Regions from separate parts of the Homo sapiens genome. Here regions 1 and 2 are each linked to region 3. Evidence: chromatin contacts called from ENCODE Hi-C or POLR2A ChIA-PET data. All regions are on one chromosome and are shown on one strand. Each heading gives the region's core, a stretch centred on a gene start or an enhancer-like site at or near the end of the contact. The rest is flanking DNA. Distances are from core to core; before and after follow the strand shown. Region 1 holds the start of PHF8 (PHD finger protein 8). Region 2 holds the start of KDM5C (lysine demethylase 5C). Region 3 holds the start of UXT (ubiquitously expressed prefoldin like chaperone).

Region 1 (2,717 bases), core at 126-2,625, 6.4 Mb before region 3:
TTTTGCATTTCGCAATCTTTCATGTTGTGACCCTTTACTGTTTGACCTCCTACCTATCTCTCTTCTGTTTTCCTTGTTCCAACAATATTCAACTTCTAGTAAATATTTTTCTATGTGCCTCCATGCATTTGTACACGTTGATCCTTTTGAGTACAATGTTCTCGCTTGTTTATTTAAGTGAACTTAATCGTCCATGTCCCCCTGCCGTCTTTCTTACAGCAGCTGCAAGCAGCTTGTAAGGCTCTTTTGTAGCTTCATGTTGCATTTTGCAAAGGTCATTTTGCAGGTGGTATTTGTGTGCTTACTGTGCCTTCTATTCCAATTGTTTACTCGCAACTTTGTTTCCTGCACTGGCAGATGCCCTCCCACTCCAGAGGCCCTGTTTTCACCATTGCATCCCCAGGGCCTACCCCACCATCACTGGTTAGTAAATTGTGTGCACGCACACATTTCCTTTTTAAAGCAATGGGACCCTTTAAGAAAATGAAATAGTAAGATAACTCCTAGAGAATTTTCTAGAATGTTTGAGAAAACCTAGGCCATCTTGAAGCATATGTACGAAGCTCCACTAACTCAGCAAAGCTCCACTAACTCAGCCTTTCCTCTCATCCCCCCTCCTCTCCCCTCCCCTCAGGCTATAGTCAGAAAATTGTGGGACAGGTGCAAACAAATCCTTGAACTGTATTTGAACTGAAGTGAAACAGTAGGGTCAAAGAAGAGTTCAGAGGGAGTTGTGGAGTTGGCAGCAGCTTTACAGAGGAACTACACTGAGGGCCTGGGGACAGAACGCGGGTAGCACAGGGCACAAGGTTCAACGTCCCTGCTCCGGGACTCAAGTCACTTGGCTTCTCGAAGCCCCTGCCTTCATTTGGTGATAATCACAGAGCTTCCTTCACAGGGGGAAGAACCAACAACGCAGAGACCGTGGGAAAGAGCCCAGCCTATCGAAGGTGCTCAATGAACAGGAGCCGCGGTGAGTACTCCGCCTCTACCCCGGCTGAAGCCCGCCCCCGCCGCCACCTATTAATTTTGTAGTTTGGAGTCACCGAGTTCACCTCCTCTCATAGGAGGAGAAGGCTGGGGAGGAGGAGTGTGCGAGTCGGGGTAGCTGAACTCCCTGTTTGCCCGGAGGAGGGGGAAGGCTAGGAAGTTTCGGGCCCCACTCAAAATGGAGCCAAACGTCTGCCTCGCCTAAGATGGCGGCTTCTCCGCCTCTGGGCTCAAGGTCTTCAGCGGCGATTGGGCACCTTAAAGAGACGAGCGGGTCCAAAGGTGGCTGAGAACCGCCCTCCTTTCTCAAGGTGGCGCCCCGCCCCCCCGATGACGTCACCCGGGAGCCGGCGGCTCGCGGTTCCCCGCCTCCGCCGCGCTCACCTCGCGAGTCCAGCCCTCATAAGATGGCGGTCGCCTTGGTTGTCTGGGTAGCGCCGCCACTCTCAACATGGTAGCTGTTTATCCCGTATTTCTCCTCCCCTCTCCGCCTCAACTTCCTCATTGTTTTGAATAAACTTTATTGACTACTCCGAATTGCCTACCACCGCCACTGGGCTTCTCCCAGCGACTTTTCGGGCCGTGTGCCTCGGACGTGGCGGCCGGTTCATCTCTTTCCCCGTTGGTTTGCTCGCGAGTATCTCCTGCCGGCCCAGCGACGACGCCACTTGCCCGTTCGCCGGGCGGCCGCCAGACTAGGCCCAAGCCGCGGTCTCCAGTAGGCCCGAACGGCCGGGCCGAGGGGAATGTTGTGGAGGAGGCTGCTCTGAAGCACCGTTGAGCGGCTGGCGCCGCGCGACCCAGCGGGGGGCTCGAGGGGAAGGCGAGCGAGGTTCCCGGCGGTACGGGGACTATCCCAGAATTCGACGCGCGTCGCCGTAGGGGCCGGAACTACCGGACGAGCCTCCGCTGAGGCGCTTCGCAGTCCCGGAGCTAGCCCGGCTGCCGGCGTGTCGCTGGGGCTGAGCTCCGCGGGCGTGGAGTCCTTGCAGCCCAAAGCATGAGGAGGTCCCTGTAGGATTCTGGACTGAAGACGTTCTTGTCAGGTTTGGGGCGTGAGGAGGTTCCTGTCAGTTGGGGAAGCGTTAAGATTCCTGTAAGTTTTGGGGGCTGCGAGGCTATTACTGTCAGTTTTAGGATATACTGTGAGGTACCTGAACATTTGGGGAGACTAGGGAGCTCTCATCAGTTTGAGGGGGGGCTGCAAGGAAACGCTGCCAGTTTCCGAGCGATGCAAAAGAATCCTTGCTTAGTTTCGGGAGTGTGAGGAAATTCTAGTCAGTTTGAGGGGTTTTGAATAGATCCTTTTGAGTTTCAGGGATGCAGCCAGAACCCTGTCATCTTTAAAGTACAGAACGAGCTGGTCAGTTTAGAGATTTATATTTATTTCAGTTTTGGGGGTGATGAGACTCCTGACTGGTCGGGGAAGGAATGATATTGAGAGTGATGGAAAGGATTATTTAAACTCTCCGAACACGACCCCAGAACTGTGATTTGAGTTGGGCGCCTAGTCTTGTCTGTCTTGTTCGTGAAGGCTTTGAGTAACCTGAAGAGACTTTCAGGGATCCCTTATCTCTCTCTGGTTGGCCCTATTTCAGGTGGTGAGAGGAGGGTCTTGTCTTGAGATACCCCCAGCCTCATTTTTGACGCTGTGGTTTGCGTCATAATAGAGGGAGCCCTGTGAAACAGGGGTCAGCTAGGGGAGGGTTCAGTGAGAGATGAAAGAA
Region 2 (2,700 bases), core at 160-2,659, 5.6 Mb before region 3:
TGACACTCCCTATCTGCCTCGAGCTTACAGTGGATGTTTAATATGTTAAACAGGAAATGTTTGCAAAAAGTATTCATATTTTTCAGTCAATATATACTAAGGACATTTATTCATTTTTCTTTTGTTTACTCAACATTCATTTACTGCTTAACATGCCAAGTGCTAAGGATGTATAAGGCCACATGGTCCCTGCCCTTAAGGAATTCATAGTCTGATGGGGGAAAACAAAATTACTTAATCAGCATGTACGCAAGTACTCAAATATTTGCACAGTAGGTGTTCAAACTATATGCAGTAGGTCCACAGCTGATGAATGACACAGATGATCCTCCAATCAGTAGATGCCTGATGTATATGTACAAAGTACTGGTTTGATGATACTCATTCAAAGTACTGTAGTTGCAATGAACCTATTCAGAAACTGCTCAAGGAACATGCACACGATAGGACTAAATGTACATACAGTTGGTACCAAATGCACAGGGGCTATACACAATAAATACAATAAAAGTACACGGATGTTTGGTAAGTGCACTGTAGGCTCACAAATGGGCAAACAGGTGTTTTACACAGTTGACACTGGATAAATACGCCGTTGCTAAACATCCAATAGTTAAAGTATACATACACACAGGCTTATTTTGTAGGAGTATATGCCACAAATGTGTACATGGTAAAAGTGAATACAGAACAGTTGAAAGCGTTCATTAAAATGCTGACTCCCAGTGACTTTTGGGGGGTAAGAATCGAAACCCCATCTCTCTACCTGTAACCTTGGATGAAATAAAGATTTCCTTCCTTTACTTGGGACTCAGAATCCTAAAAATCCATAATCCCCGGGGAGTGAGCAGCTTCCTGCCTTCCTTATTTCAAAGCCCCAGAGGTGTCAGTGTCTAGAGCTGGAGCCTAGTACATCTCCCCCCATCCCGCGGGCCAGCATAAGGGGTCCTTTGCAATCAGGCTCCCAGAGCCGCCTTCCGCGGCCCATACCGTTAAGACCAGGGAGAAGGGACAGAGAACACTGGTGCGGGGCTAGCGACCTGGTTGAGGTCTGCGGGGGAGTGCCGGTTTGACTCCACCACCCACGGACACCAGCTCCTCTTCCGGTCTCCATAACGCGCATGCGCATCACTGGCCTTTAAACGTGCACCGCCGGTCCATCCGGAAAGACGATCCGGCAAACTAATTACAATCTTGTTCCTCCGCCGTTGCAATGAACTATTTTCTCTCAGTCCGGGGTGGTACTTTTGAGTAACCCCTTCCAAATAGAAACCCATACCAGCCTATTTAGCTCGGTCTCCACTATATGAAGGTTTCCTAGGGCTTGGTGTGACGCAACGTATACGAGGCTCGGAAGGACACCCCGCGGAAGGATCCGGTTTGTTGTGGTGTGGGGAGGGGAGACGCTGACAAACCAAGATGGCGGCGGCGGCGCTGAAGGCCGCGGCGTTTGGGAGGTAACTGTGGTGGCGAAGGCTGCGGTAGTGGGGAGGCAACCACACAGTTTGGAAGAAACGGAGCGGGACGAAGAGGCGGTAGCAGTAGAGTCAGCCTGAGACTCTCAGAGCACGACGGCCACACGCCCCCTTAGGCCCTCGGCGGGCGGCGGCTGCCCCGCTTAGGGCCTAGCCTCCGAGCATTGCCTCGGCTTCAAACAGCGGCGGCGCCATGAGTCCTTAAGGGCGGTCCAAGCCTCCCGATCCCTGGCCCAGACCTCGGGCCCACCATGGAGCCGGGGTCCGACGATTTCCTACCGCCACCGGAGTGCCCGGTGTTCGAGCCTAGCTGGGCCGAGTTCCGAGACCCTCTTGGCTACATCGCGAAAATCAGGCCCATCGCAGAGAAATCGGGCATTTGCAAGATCCGCCCACCCGCGGTAAGCCCCGGGGCCGGTTTTCGCCGGCGGCGAGACGGAATGAAGCAGTAGGATAGCCAGCGGCGAAGTCTGGGGCGGAGGGCAGCTCGAGGTGGGGAGAGGGGGTGGCTGGGACCGTTGTGGTTGCGGCGCGGATCGGAAAAAGGGTGTTGGGCCAGGGGTCCTCTCGTGGTGTGAGGCCCACAGGTGACCTGGAGTCAGAGATCCACCCCCACCCCGGCCCTTCAGAATCACTCCGGGTTTAAGACAGGGATTCCTAGTGGGCCGGAGGGAGTTCACAGAGAGGCACCCCGCACATCTCTTAGCCCGGGCCACCTAGGTCGAGGCTGTAAAAATAAGACGTTTCTCCAATCTGTTGTCATCACTTCCTTTAAGGCAGGCAGCATAGTATAGTATTAATAGAAAGATCGCAGTCCTGAAGGGAGACAGACTTGAGTTCAAAACTCCACTTTGAAGCTGAGCAGCTGTGTGACCTTGGGAAAGTAGAAGTAATCTCTCTGAGCCCGTGAAATGGATCCCAGAAATGGTTATTTAGAGGATTGAATTAAACTAGGTAGCGTCTGTATGTAGTACGCACTAGATAAGTGGTAATTATTGTGACTGTGAGGGTGTTTGATGTGGTCATTGGTTTATTCCTATGTAGGTTGACTCATATTTACTCATACCTTGCCAGGCCAATTCATCTATGATAATATCCTGGCCTGCTGGACCAGTCAGGAAATCAGTCTCACAGGGATTGCTCTGTCTCCCTTGAGGTGGGTTCAGGGAATTGTCCTCTTCTTTTCCTCGTTGAAGGCAATGTCAAGGCCTTTTCTGCACATCAT
Region 3 (2,700 bases), core at 183-2,682:
TTTTCTACCTAGTATCTATTCCAATCACACTCAATGTAATTTAAACTATATGTAACATGAGATTTACAGACCAAAAAAACTAATCTCAATGTTTTCATTTTACAATTATCTCGTTCTAAGGGCAAAGAAAAGCTTAACTTGGCCAGGTGTGCTGGCTCATGCCTATAATCTCGGCATTTTGGGAGGCCGAGGTGGGCAAATCACTTAAGCCTAGGAGTTTGAGACCAGCCTGGGCAACATAGTGAGACTCTGTCTCTACAAAAACTTTTTTAAAAATTAGATGGGCGTGGTGGTGTATGCCAGTAGTCCCAGGTACTCCAGAGGCTGAAGCGGGAGGATCACTTGAGCCTGGGAGGTTGAGGCTGCAATGAGTCATGATCATACCACTGCACTCCAGCCTAGGGGACACAGACCCTGTCTAAAAAAGAAAAAAAAGAAAGAAAGAGAGAGAGAGAGAAAGAAAGAGAGAGAGAGAGAAAAGAAAGGAAGGAAGGAAGGAAGGAAGGGCTTAACTTGCTTGGGTTTTGAGCATTTGAAAAAAAAAACTTGCTTTTACATATGAAACACAAATTATCTGGGAAGACTTCCTTGGTAGGGGTGGGTGCTCTAGGCTCTACAGATGGAAATAGCATTTGGGGATTCATCCCATGGTCTGGATTCTTCTCCAGGCAAAGGCCCATTCTTGCTGGGTTATAAGTTCTTGTTTGAAAATCTAACCTGAAAAATAAATTCACTCAGTCACTCTAGTGCATAAGAATAAATTCACAAAAACCTTACCATTTAAATAAAAACATGGGAACTATGCCTAACTACAAGATGGCCAATCTTCGGCAGAGGACTTCAGCCACCCTCTCCATTTGACTATCAAACGAGGTGATTAGACAGAGAGTGTTGTCAATTTCCACTTGAGCCTCACTTATGGGTTGCGAGTGCAGAGCTGGAGTTATCAAAGATGAATTTTAGAAAACCTGTCTCTGTTTAAAACCTTTTAAATGCTTATACTCAGTCCCATTGCCAGGAGTGAAATCCAAACCTCCCGTGTGAAAAATCAATATCCAGGCCGACAGATCACACGGGATCTTCCTTATAGACCAGAACCATAGTCAATTTTTAGGTCCTTTTAAATATTAAACTCTTCACTTCCTCTACCTCCACCTGTGCGTCGCGCCTACCTTAGAACCCGCCAAATCCCATTAAATCCCACCCCCACCAGCCACACACGGTCTCCATAGGCTCCAGGCGCCGCTTTTGCAGTCCCCCATTGGCCGGTTTATTGCCAGACGGCCCCTGCTCGCACGCCCTAGTCTTCTTTGATCTCCTCGGATTCCGTGAAGCCCTGCCCTTCTCTTCTCCCCTTTGGCCCGTCTTCTTCCACTCAGGCCCGCCCCTCCCCAACTGGCTATTTGGTTGGCCAGCGCGCTTGCCACTTACGTCATTCACCCGCGCCACCCGGAAGCCGCGGTTCCTACCAACCGTTCTTATTGCTGGCGGCCTGAGGTAAAGGCCGCGCTTGGGTGTCCCTGGGTGGTCGGGTCCCCGAGTTGGGAGGGGCGGAAGGCTGAACCTCCAGCTTGAGCCGGACAAGCCGATTCCCAGCGTTGAGAGGGTAGAGATGAACTGTGTGTGAGGCCAAACTGGATCGGTCAACATGGTCTTCCCCCTCCCCACTCCCCAGGAGCCCATCATGGCGACGCCCCCTAAGCGGCGGGCGGTGGAGGCCACGGGGGAGAAAGTGCTGCGCTACGAGACCTTCATCAGTGACGTGCTGCAGCGGGACTTGCGGTGAGTGACAGTGCGGGGGGCGGGGCGTTTGGAACATTCCACGTGGTGGGTGGGGCGTTCAAAGTTAGGGCCAACCCTTTGAATTGGCGGGCGAGGCGTTCAGAGTCCGGCCCCGCGCTCCTTGGAGCGAGAAGTGGGGACGACATCCGGGGTGCAGTTTGGCTGGGACGTGGCGTTCATAGCAGGGGCGTGTCAGCGCATGCGCGGCCTCCGATGTTTAACAGATTAAGGCTTGTTTTCTGGAGCCACAGTTCTCGGGTTCGAATCCTGGCTCGGCCATTCTTCATCCTTGTGAATACGTCCTACCTCGCCTTTCTGTGCCCTATAAACTTTACTCTTCTGTGAAATGGGGAGTTTTCTGGAACCTTCCCCATGCAGTGGTTTTGAGTTTTTGATGTGTCCCATCTTTGTCAAGAATTTAGCATGGATGCCTGAAACATAGTAGAGGTTCAATGAGTATGAAGAAATATTATTGCAATCTTTGTTAATCTAAGCAGGAAATAAGGTGTTCAGAACTAGGCCTATGAGCATCCTAAAAGGGATGGAGGATTTTTCTAGGGTGAGGATGGGACATTATGATTGGAGTTCAGTATTGGGAGTATAATAATAGTAATTATAACTAACATGTATATAGAGAGTTTACCATTTGATAAGCATTATTCTAGATGCTTTGTAGTAAACGCTCATTTAATCCTAATGACTCTACAAGGTAATACTGTCATCTGTATTTTATAAATGGGGAAACTGAGTCCCAAACAGGTTATTTACTTGCCAAAGTCACACATCTATAAAGGATAGAGCCCAGATCCAAACCCAGGCAGTCTGACCCAGAGCCGAAAATTAACTTATGCACTAAAAAGCCTTTTCAGTGTATGGTGACATGAGAGTCTCAGAGGGTCATGATATGAGGTATACTAG

The links. Hi-C counts contacts between places; a loop is a spot of excess contacts on that map. ChIA-PET counts read pairs that join two places held with the same protein, here RNA polymerase II (POLR2A). Pooled maps may share reads with other maps.
Region 1: a loop to region 3 is called in a map of naive thymus-derived CD4-positive, alpha-beta T cell, with 19 times the contacts of the local background. The contact joins the promoter of PHF8 here to the promoter of UXT in region 3. A Hi-C loop is called at or near these places in 1 of 168 maps with a recorded cell type or tissue (naive thymus-derived CD4-positive, alpha-beta T cell) and 9 of 50 pooled maps. POLR2A ChIA-PET finds 5 or more read pairs at or near these places in 1 of 52 experiments (Panc1).
Region 2: a pooled map shows a loop between it and region 3 (7-fold over the local background). The contact joins the promoter of KDM5C here to the promoter of UXT in region 3. A Hi-C loop is called at or near these places in 4 of 50 pooled maps.

Annotation. Positions count from the first base shown.
Region 1 is chrX:54,043,131-54,045,847 of GRCh38, reverse strand. PHF8 (PHD finger protein 8) reads left to right here and starts at 1,375. Exons shown (of 22, transcript NM_015107.3): 1 at 1,375-2,086. RefSeq lists enhancers at 784-1,243, 1,454-1,703 and a silencer at 1,264-1,433.
Region 2 is chrX:53,223,916-53,226,615 of GRCh38, reverse strand. KDM5C (lysine demethylase 5C) reads left to right here and starts at 1,409. Exons shown (of 26, transcript NM_004187.5): 1 at 1,409-1,876. The coding sequence starts at 1,727. It also overlaps a transcript of IQSEC2 not described here. RefSeq lists enhancers at 1,088-1,137, 1,015-1,309, 1,148-1,527, 1,768-1,867.
Region 3 is chrX:47,657,912-47,660,611 of GRCh38, reverse strand. It overlaps UXT (ubiquitously expressed prefoldin like chaperone), which reads left to right and starts at 1,432. Exons shown (of 7, transcript NM_004182.4): 1 at 1,432-1,497; 2 at 1,676-1,782. The coding sequence starts at 1,685. It overlaps UXT-AS1 (UXT antisense RNA 1), which reads right to left and starts at 1,779. Exons shown (of 2, transcript NR_028119.1): 1 at 1,432-1,779; 2 at 501-717. RefSeq lists silencers at 1,163-1,502, 1,781-1,860 and enhancers at 1,083-1,584, 1,341-1,600, 1,585-2,088.